Linked DNA regions of Homo sapiens: region 2 is linked to region 1. Evidence: read pairs that join two places in POLR2A ChIA-PET (ENCODE). Cell type or tissue: PC-9. All regions are shown on one strand. Each heading gives the region's core, and the rest is flanking DNA. Links, peaks and the distances in the headings are about the cores only.

Region 1 (5,380 bases), core at 135-5,134:
GTGGCCTCAGCTAGGACACTGGGAAGCTGGGCTTTAATCTCTCTGTGTGGTCTGTGGGCCTCTCATTCTCATGTGACATCTCCATATGGTCTCTCCAGCAGGGCATCTGAATTTTACCTGGCATATCTGGGCTCCCAAGAGCATGGAAGCTGTCAGGACCTCTTCAAGCTTAGAACCAGAGCAGGCACAGTGTCCCTTCCACCCCATTCCATTGTTGAAAGCAAGCTGCAAGCCCCAACCACAGCCAAGAAAATGTGGCAATAAAGCAAGTTGCAAGGACCATCTACAGTCAAGGAAAGGTGGCAATACAAAGGTATGAACACTTAAAAGCACGGTTTATCAGAAACCACTGATATAATAGACTACCACAGTCAAGATTCTTTCTATTGCAAGTGAAATAAACTTGACTCGTACTAACTAAAGGTTTTTTTAAAAAGTGGATTGGGGAAGGATGATTTATTGGCTTTGTAACTGAAAGCCCAGGTGTGCATTTGTCTATAGGAATGGCTGGATCGAGGGGCTCATTGATATCATCAGGGTTTTATCTTTCTTTTCATTTCTCAAACAGATTCCCTCTTTGTAGTGGGTAAGATGGCTGCCCACATTTCTAGAACCGCATCCTATCAGCTCAGCAAGCATACAAAGGTATGAATACTTAAAAGCATGGTTTATCAGAAACCACTGATATAATAGACTACCACAGTCAAGATTATTTCCATTGCAAGTGAAATAAACTTCACTCATACTAACTAAAGATTTTTTAAAAAATGGATTGGGGGAGGATAAAGTAGGTGGGTTATACCCATTTGACAGATGGGGAAACTGAACTCGAGAAGTCAGAGCATTTCCTCATGTTCAGTGGTAAGTTTAGAATTTGCAGAATGTTTCCTTCCATTACAATGTGTAGGCAGGGAGAGAGGAGGGAGTTCAGGGGTCAGTCTGTGTTTTTGGCTTATGCAGCTGAGGTTTCTGTAATCACATGTGGATCTGGAATTTTAATACTACTTCCATCCTGGAATTTGCAGTCGCCAGGGAGCTGCTTGCTCAGGGCTCCTCAGCCTGGGCAGTGGGGCCCTCACCTACCCCTCGCTCCAAGGTCACTCAACTATGGGACCGGACTTTGCCCTGGCCCTGCAGAATAATCCTGGTCACTCTCCTCACCCTTGCCTCCCACCATCTGGAGGTGGAGGGGCACGATCCACGACGTGTGGTCTGACTGAATTCAAGTGGGGGCATCACTTCCTTCCCAACACTCCCCCACCTGATACCTGCTCACCCTTCAGCCTGCAACACCAAGAAATGGAACTCTTTCTTGCTTGCTTGCTTGTCTGCAACACACTTTAAGAATTTGGGTAGCAATCTGGCATTACTGAAAGTTCATTTACTGAAGCATCTTTTCAGAATCTGGCAAAGGTTGAATGTATGTATATTTATATTACAGGACATTATTATCCAGTAAGGTGTGTATATTACACAAGCAGGGAATCATGGTGATCTGCCTGGTATGGCGGCCTCTTATTGGCGCATTGTGTGACCCACTCTCTGCTTAAGTTGTTGAATTCATGTATTCATTTCACTCTCACAACACTTGAGTGGAGGACTCTCAGGAGTCCCACTTGACGGAAGTGGAAACGGAAGCTCAGGGAGGTCAAGTCTCTCTGCAAGTGTCACACAGCTAGAGCTGGCAGCTGAGACTGAATATTCTTTCATTTCCACTGTGTAACAGCAGCAGTCACCACTGACCCCAAATGCTCACCCCCCCAGGACTCATCTCCTCTCTGCCTCAGCTACTCCTCACCCCCCACCCCACACCAGCTGGGCACCCCCAGTGGACACCAGGTTGCCCTACAGCCAAGACATTCTTTCCATTCTAGTGCTCATATGGTTGGTGAGATTGTTTGAAAATATTCAGACATGGCCAAAACTAGGAGAAAAGCAAAACCAATATAATGCAAATAATAATACGTACAAAAGTTCAAAGACTCACAGGAGATGTGATAATACATCCAAGACTCCTTGGCACAGCCCCATAAGGAAAATATTATTTTCATTCTTCAGATGTGAAACTGTTGTTCCTAAAGAGTAAGTAATTTGTCCCAAGGTCACAGAGCTAGCAGGTTGGCTGAGCCAGATATTGAACCCAGGTCAATGTGGCACCGAAATCAACGCAGTTTCCTTTCCACCCTGCTGCGAAAGGGCCCCTGAGCTCGACAAGCTCATAGTCATGTTGGGAGAAGACAGTTCCATGGATAATTGCTCCACAGCAATGATCACAGTAAACACAGGTCAATATGAGAGTGGTATGTGAGCAGGGAGAAGAAATCAAGGAGGGCTTCTGGGAAGAGGTGATGCCTAAGCTGAGTCATACAGGATGAATGGCAGGTGCAGTAAGCCTACAGGAGGGAGGAGGCAGGACAACGCCAGAGGAAGTAGCATGCTGTCACTGCCAGCCATTACTGCAAGCCATTGTCACAGTGGTCTATGTTACCCTTCAGGGTAAACAAAAGGTAACGTCTCCCTTGTATATGACTCACATGGCTATATCAGTGATATGGTTTGGCTCTGGGTCCCCACCCAAATCTCATGTCAAATTGCAATCCCCAGTGTTGGAGGAGGCGCCTGGTGGGATTGACTGGATCATGGGGGCAGTCTTTAATGGTTTAGCACCACCCGCCTAGGGCTGTCTTGTGATCGAGTTCTCCTGAGATCTGCTTGTTTAAAAGTGTGTGGCACCTCCCCACCCTTTCCTCCTGCTCCCACCTTGTAAGGCGTGCTGGCTTCCCCTTCGCCCTTCCACTATGATTGTAAGTTTCCTAAGGCCTCCCTAGAAGCAAAAACCTGTACAGCCTGCAGAACCGTGAGTCGATTAAACCTCTTTTCTTTAGAAATCACCCAGTCTCAGGTATGCCTTTACAGCAGTGTGAGAAAGGACTCATACAATCAGTAAAAGTGACGGTCATCTGATATGCTGTCATCTATCAGATTCACTACGAATCTTGTGGGGAGAATAGGAGATGTTTTAACTGAAGTGAAATTCATACAACATAAAATTAACCACTTTAAAGTAGACAATTCAGTGGCACCTAATGCCTTCAGGGTTCAGAGTGTGCAGAATGTTGTACAACCACCACTCTATCTGGTTCCAAAACATTTTTATCAGCCCACGATGCAGTGACCTCAACACTCATTAAGTAGCTGACCTCAACAAGCTCATAGGTTGAGAGCAGACAATTCCATGGATAATTGTTCCACAGCAATGATCCTAGTAAACAGAGGTGAACATGAGGCTGGTGTGTGAGCAGGGAGAAGGAATCAAAGAGGCCTGAGCATCACCTCTTCCCAGACGCCCTCCTTGATTCGTTGGTGCCACATTGACCTGGTTCCAATAAAGCCCATTAAGCAGTTACTCCCTATTCCTCCTTCCCTCCAGCCCCCGCTTTTTGTCTCTAGATTGACCTAGTCTGGATATTTCATACATATATGTAGTGTGACCTTTTGTGTCTGGCTTCTTTCACTGAGCATCATTTAGTATTGTACACATTTTCTAGTTGAGGAGGAGAGGGTAGAGCTCACACTGTGGTCTAAAGTTGACACAGCATCTCCTGCTCTCTCTCCCTTCTACCTTGTTCTCATCCCTTTAGACATGTCCTGCCATCCTTTGAGGGCCCAGAAGTCAGATCCACAGGCCTGGGTGAGTCCCTCCTCTGCCATTTTCCTTGGACATCTTATGCCCTCTCTGAGCCTCAGGCTTCCCATCTGTCAAATGTAATGATTGACAAATAATGTGAATATACCTAACAGGACTGAATTCTACACTTACAAATGGTTAAGACGGTGAATGTTGTGTGTTTCTTTTACCATAATTTAAAAAGTAATACAAGGGAAAACCTTTAGAAAATGAGACGGTTGGATTGGTGGCTAAGGGCCCCTAATCCTGTAGAATTGTGAGACCAAGCATTCATGATTGAGACTTAGGGAAAAGAAAGGCAAGACAAGGAGGCAAAAGGGAAAGGAACAAAGGAGGAGAGACATAGCGGTGGGAGGAGGAGGAGGAGGAGAGGAAGGAGGAAGGAAAGGGGGAGGGCAGTTCTGCTGCCTCAGTTCATTTCCTCTCTGCCTCGATTGGTGTTTGTGTTTATTTCTCAATTCTCAGCCATTGTCATTCTGCAAACCTTGGTCCTAAACCCCAACATGAGCTGTGGGTTAGTCTGCAGTATTGAAACAAAATGGGAACTATTGGATTTTCAAACTGATTCAGCCTCTGAATTTAAAAACATTTTTTTCTCAGTCAAATGTGACCCAGAATCAGGATGGAAGCAATAAATATTTAATAAGAAAAAACTGGTTCAACAATGTCCTTAAAACACATTAGCTGTATTAACCTGGGGCCTTTACATTGGTACCAACATCAAGCATCCCCCTATTGGCTGAAGGAACACCAAGGCAGATAGCGATCGTACATTCTGGATTTGCTCAGCCGGTTTCAAATACCCAGCTCCCTGTTCCCCAGAGCACCCTCCCTTATCGAAATGTGAGCTGCCATTTTGGATCAGGAATTAAGATTCCTGGGGACAGGAGGCTATAGTTCCCAGGGAAGGTCACAGTTCCTGGAAGACTAATTACACACCAGCAGGTGCCTCTAAAGTGCAGGTGAATAAATGGATTTCGACAGCACTGTAAGTAGGAATCCAAGAATGTCTTAGAGAAGAACCACTGTACACGCAGAGCCAAACATAAAAATATCCCCCATTTGATTTATTCTCCTTGGAGTCCGTCCTGGAAAGAAGCTGAACGCTATGGTGGTGCTTCAAACTCCCAGCAGAAAAGGCAACTGGAAACACAGAGAGAACAAGCAGAATAATAGGAGGCCATTATTGAGGCAAATGCAGAGTTCTAGGAGGGGCACGAGGTCAGGGGGAAGAAACCCAGGAGGACTTCTGGTAAGAGGTGACACCCAAGCTAAAACATGAAGGACGATCAGCAGGTAGATAGTCCAGCAGGAGTGAGAGGGCAGAAAACCTCTGAAATCAATGGTAACCATGGTTGTATTTGGGTAGCAAGGGATTACTGGTGACACGCCCCCCCACCCCCGGCCCTGTTTAGCTCCTCTATTTTCTATTGTTTCTTTAAAGAGTACATGGCATATTTATGATCACATTTTTTTAAAGCAGGGAAATGTCACAGTTTCAAAGGATTTTGAGAGTTTTCATGAGCACATGGGCTGGCATCTGCATTGTGATCACGGGAATGGAGACCCTCTCCTTCATGCGCCCTCAGCAGGCTCTTTCCATCGCCAGGTGTGTTAGCCAGCTTGGGAGCGGGCCTGAACAACAGAAATGGATCCTCTTACCCTTCTCAAGGCCAGAAGTCTGAGATCAAG
Region 2 (5,380 bases), core at 109-5,108, 320 kb before region 1:
TTGAGTTTGGGAAAGGTTGCTCTGGCCGCTGAGTGGAGAACAGACCAGAGAGTCAGGAGTATTAATAGAAACAGGGAGACCAGGGCGGAGGCCACCATGGGCCTGCTGAGGTGGGAGATGACACGGCTCTGAGCAGGGCAGGGGCTGAAGAAAGCAGGTGCACCTCTCTGCACACCCCTGCTGGCCACCCATGCCTCTGGGCTTCTGCTGGCGTACTGTCTCACCCCTCCTCACCTGGTTTTATGTTCAGCTGTAGCACCTGGGGGACAGACTGTATGAGTCAGAGAAAACAGAAACAGCAGTCCCCAGGTCTCAGAGGCCCAACAATAGAGGTTTATTTTTCATTCAAGTTATAGCCCAGTGTGAATTGTCTGAGGAGGGGTGAGGGCCTGTCCTTCAAGGGACTCCAGCCCCTCTACCCAAAACTTCACTGGATTCTGGCAGGGGAGGGGAGAGAGAGAAAGAGATAGAGGGATGGCCGGCCGTGGTGGCTAACGTCTGTAATCCCAGCACTTAGGGAGGCCAAGGCAGGCAGATCACGAGGTCAGGAGATCGAGACCGTCCTGGCCAACATGGTGAAACCCCATCTCTACTGAAAATACAAAAATTAGCTGGGTGTGGTGGTGTGTGCCTGTAATCCCAGCTACTCGGGAAGCTGAGGCAGGAGAATTGTTTGAACCGGGGAGGCGGAGCTTGCAATGAGCCGAGATCGCGCCACTGCACTCCAGCCTGGCTACAGAGCAAGATTCCGTCTAAAAAACAAAAAAAAAAAAAGAAAAAAAAAGAGAGATAGAGGGATTAAGAGACACAGGAGATCATAGGTGAGATTTTTTTTAGGCCTAGAAGTAGAATAAATCACTTCCTCCCACATCCCATTAGCCAGACTTGGTTCTGGAGCCCCAGCTCACTGCAAGGGAGGCTGGGAAGCAGACCCGAGCTGATGCCGGGAGGAGGGTGCACGCCATGGCCTGGGGACCCATTCCACCAGGTTTCCCTCCTACGTGCTCCCACAGGCCATGAGGTGTTACATAGAGGATGTGAAGGAGAATCATTCTCTGCGTAGCCCCCTCCCTGCCTCTCCATCTGAGGTGTTCTGGGCTAGGACCCTTGACAAAAGAACAAACCGGCTCCATCCCCTGTCTCCTGGGGTGGGAGACTCTGTATGTGGGGGCTGCACCATCCCCCATTCTGCTCCCCACTTTCCTGGCTGCTGCACATCTCAGGGGCACGAGGGTGGAGAGTGGCCTACCTCCCTCCCTTGGTCCTACCCCGCTGGCCTGGGCTGCGCGCCTCAGGCTTCCTGTGTCTGACCTGGTCTTTGGGGCATCTGGGGTGCTCAGTAAATGTTTGTTGAATAAATAAAAGAAGGAAAGCAGGATGAGGAGGAAGAAGAGTCTTGGGCAGTATGTGCCAGGCAGACTGATGCTGTCTCATGGATGAAATAGCTGTACGCAGCTGCTCCTTGCAAGCTGGGTCTGTGACTTCTGGCTTTGGCTGCGGATGCATTTTTCTTTTCTTTGTATGTGTGTGCTTTTAAAGTTTTAACTGAATTCATTTATTTGGGGGCAGGAAATATGTTCATGCCATACAAAAGGGTCTATAGAGAAAAGCGTCCTTCCTAACCCTTCCTCACCTGGCTCTCCTCCCTGAGACAACCGGCGTTCCTAATTTCTTGCAAAGCTTCTGGGAATATTTGAGGCTTAATAAATGTTGGCTGTTATTCTCATGGTTGTGGCTGTTGTGTTTAGTATCCTCTCCTGCCGCCAGACAGCCTTACTCTAGAGGAGAGGGAAGGGCAGTGTGGAAGGAACTGGCCCTTACAGCAAGCCTGCAGTGCGTGGTCACATTAAATGCTTTATACACACCTTCTTGTCCAGTTCTCCCTTCATTTGGTAGGTCTGCACACTGAAGCACAGGGAGGCCTAAGTCACAGCCTCAATCTCCAGTCCTGCCCCTCCTGGGCAGCAGTGCTCCACGCTTCTTCTTTTCCAGCAGCGGGCTTTGCACATGGGAGTTGGGCCTGATTCTCTTTTTGGAGTCTTGAATTCCACTTTTCTCACATTTGCAGAGCTGCCGTCTCTGCTCTTCTCTCTCTTCTTCTCAGAAGAGGTGGCAGGCTGGGCGCAGTGGCTCACACCTGTAATCCCAGCACTTTGGGAGGCCGAGGGAGGTGGATCACCTGAGGTCAGGAGTTCAAGATCAGCCTGGCCAACATGGGGAAACCCCGTCTCTACTGAAAATACAAAAATTAGCCGGGCATGGTAGCACGTGCCTGTAATCCCATCTACTCGGGAAGCCGAGGCAGGAGAATCGCTTGAACTTTGTGGGCAGAGGTTGCAGTGAGCCGAGATTGTGCCACTGCACTCCAGCCTGGGTGACAGAGCTAGACTATGTCTCAAAAAAAAAAAAAAAAAAAAAAAGAGGCCACAGCTTGCAATAAAACCCCTCTGAAACAGGGAATCAGGAAAGGGAAGAAGCAGAGCTGCTGCTTCTGGGCTCTGAGGATGGAACTTCACAGGGTCTATGGGGCTGTGATGTAGCACGTAAATAGATGTGCATTTTTCTAAAGACCAATCCATAAGTTTCCATCATTTAAAAAAAAGAGCCCTGAGCTGAGCTCCCACGCCACCCTTCTCCCCCGCCAAAAAAGGGGGAGAAGGGTTAGGAACCATGACTTGAGAGGAAGAGGAAGGTTCTAGAATGTTCAGTAAGTGACCATCAAATTGTTCACAAAGACCTGATAGTCATCTCTGGGAAGTGCTAGCTAGAACAAACAGACAAGAGAAAGAAGTAAAGGGCATCCAAATTGGAAAGGAAGAAGTCAAATTATCCTTGTTTGTAGACGATATTATCTTATATTTCAAAAAGCCTAAAAACGCCACCACAAAACTATGAGAACTGATAAACAAATTCAGTTAAGCTGCAGAATACAAAATCAACATACAAAAGTTAGTAGTATTTCTATGTACCAACAGCAAACAATCTGAAAAAGAAATCAAGAAAATAACTCCATTTGGAATAGCTACAAATAAAATAAAATACCTAGGAATAAACGTAACCAAAAAAGTGAAAGATCTCTATAATGAAAACTATAAAACGTTGGTGCAAGAAACTGAAGAGGACACAAAAAATAAAAAGATATTCTATGTTTATGGATTGGAAGAATCAATATTGTTAAAATGTCCATACCACCCAAAGAAATATACAGACTCAATGTAATCCCTATCAAAATACTAATGACATTCTTCACAGAAGTAGAAAAAATAATCGTCAAATTTATATGGAACCACAAAAGATGCAGAGTAGCCAAAGCCATCCTAAGCAAAAAGAGTGAAACTGGACAAATCACATTATCTGACTTCAAATTATACCACAGAGCTACAGTAACCAAAACAGCGTGGCGCTAGCGTAAAAACAGATGCATTGACCAATGAACCATTGGTCAGAATAGGGAACCCAGAAACAAATCCACACACCTACAGTGAACTTATTTTCAACAAAATTGCCAAAAACATACCTTTGGGGAAAGGCCAGTCTTTTCAATAAATGTTGCTGGGAAAACTGGATATCCATATGCAGAAGAATGAAACTAGACCCTCATCTCTCTTCATATACAAAAATCAAATCCAAATGGATTAAAGACTTAAATCTGAGACCTCAAACTATGAAACTACTAAAAGGAACATTGGGGAAACTCTTTAGGACATGGGACTAGGCAAAGATTTCTTGAGCAATACCCCACCAGCACATGCAACCAAAGCAGAAATGATAGATGAGATCACATCAAGTTAAAAGGCTTCTACACAGCAAAGGATGCAATCAGCAAAGTGAAGAGACAACCCACAGAATGGGAGAAAATATTTGCAAACTATCTGACAAGGGATTAATAACTGGACTAGATAAGGAGCTCAAACATCTTTATGGAAAAAAATTATAGAAATCCCATCAAAAATTGGGCAAATGATCTGAATAGACAGTTCTCAAAAGAAAACATATAAGTTTATGAAAAGGTGCTCAACATCATTGATCATCAGAGAAATGCATGTCAAAACTACAATGAGATATTATCTCACCTCAGTTAAAATGACTTTTATCCAAAAGGCAGGCAATAATGAATGCTGGTGAGGGTGGGGAGAAAAGGGAACTCTCGTACACTGTTGGTGGGAATGTAAATTAGTACAACCACTATAAAGAACAGTTTGAAGAGTCCTCAAAACACTAAAAATAGAACTACTATATGATCCAGCAATCCCACTGCTGAGTATATACCCAGAAGAAAGGAAATCAGTATATGGAAGAGACATCTGCATTCCCACATTTGTTGCAGCACTGTTCACAATACCCAGGATTTGGAAGCAACCTAAGTGCCCATCAACAGATGAATGAATAAAGAAAATGTGGTACATATATGCAATGGAGTACTATTCAGCCATGAAAAAGAATGAGATCCTGTCTTTGCAACCACATGTTTGAAACTGGAGGTCATTATGTTAAGTGAAACAGGCCAGGCACAAAAAGACAAAGCTCACATGTTCTCACTTATTTGTGGGAGCTAAAAATTAAAACAATTGAATTCATGGAAATGGGAAGGGCAGTGATGGAGATGGGAAGGGCAGTGGGGGTTGGAGGGGTGGGGATTGTTGTTGGGTACGAAAACAGAATTAGATCGAATGAATAAGATCTAGTATTTGATAGCATAACAGGGTGACTTTAGTCAACAATAATTTATTGTACATTTAAAAATAACTAAAAGAGTATACTTGGATTTTAACACAAAGAAAGGATAAATACTTGAGGTGATGGATACCCCATTTACCCTGATGTGATTATTATACATTGTATGCCTGTATCAAAATAGCTCATGTGCCTCATGAATATAGACACCTACCACATGCCCACAAAATTAAAAACTAAAAAAAACAGTCATCTCTGAATGCTAAACGGAGTAAGGGGCTTCCTGGAAGGCTGGGTGAAATGGGAGTCTCGGAAAGATGGTGTGTTGCAGGCTGGGAGGAGGGTGAGACGCTGGGGTCACCTAGAGGGACCTGCTTGTGTGAAGCCTACGTATTAGTGGGTATGTGTGTGACCGGATGGAGGCGTCAGAGGTGTTGGGTAGCCTGTGTGAGTTGGCGTGGGGGTGATGTAGGAGGGGAGAGAGGGAGGGCCTGCGTTCCCTTGGCTCCTGTGTGCAGCTAGGCCCCTATTTGACAATGTGTGTCTGTGTGTGTGTGTGTGTGTGTGTGTGTGTGTGTGTGTGTGTGTGCCGCCCCCAGCGTAGGAGGCAGATCTTTATCTGGCCCTGGGTGCTTGAGGAGTTTCAGGCTTTCTCATAAGCCTCGTCTCCCCGCCTCTCCACCCCAGGCCTTGCCCCTCTATCCTC

Evidence for each region. ChIA-PET counts read pairs that join two places held together with the same protein. Peaks named below come from ENCODE experiments on the same cell type or tissue, not always from the same donor. Only the 100,000 strongest peaks of a DNase experiment are listed, where the experiment ranks them.
Region 2: POLR2A ChIA-PET joins it to region 1 with 11 read pairs; 2 of 35 experiments call an interaction of 5 or more read pairs at or near these places.

The regions. Positions count from the first base shown.
Region 1 is chr22:36,826,031-36,831,410 of GRCh38, reverse strand. No RefSeq gene overlaps it. Among named protein-coding and RNA genes, the nearest start is that of PVALB, 12 kb to the right of the region's middle. In PC-9, for the core only: no CTCF peak of the experiment used is centred there; a DNase peak (open chromatin) is centred at 2,420.
Region 2 is chr22:37,149,970-37,155,349 of GRCh38, reverse strand. It overlaps a transcript of IL2RB not described here. Among named protein-coding and RNA genes, the nearest start is that of IL2RB, 2.7 kb to the right of the region's middle. RefSeq lists enhancers at 5,064-5,175, 5,258-5,289, 5,372-5,380 and a promoter at 4,569-5,380. In PC-9, for the core only: no CTCF peak of the experiment used is centred there; no DNase peak of the experiment used is centred there.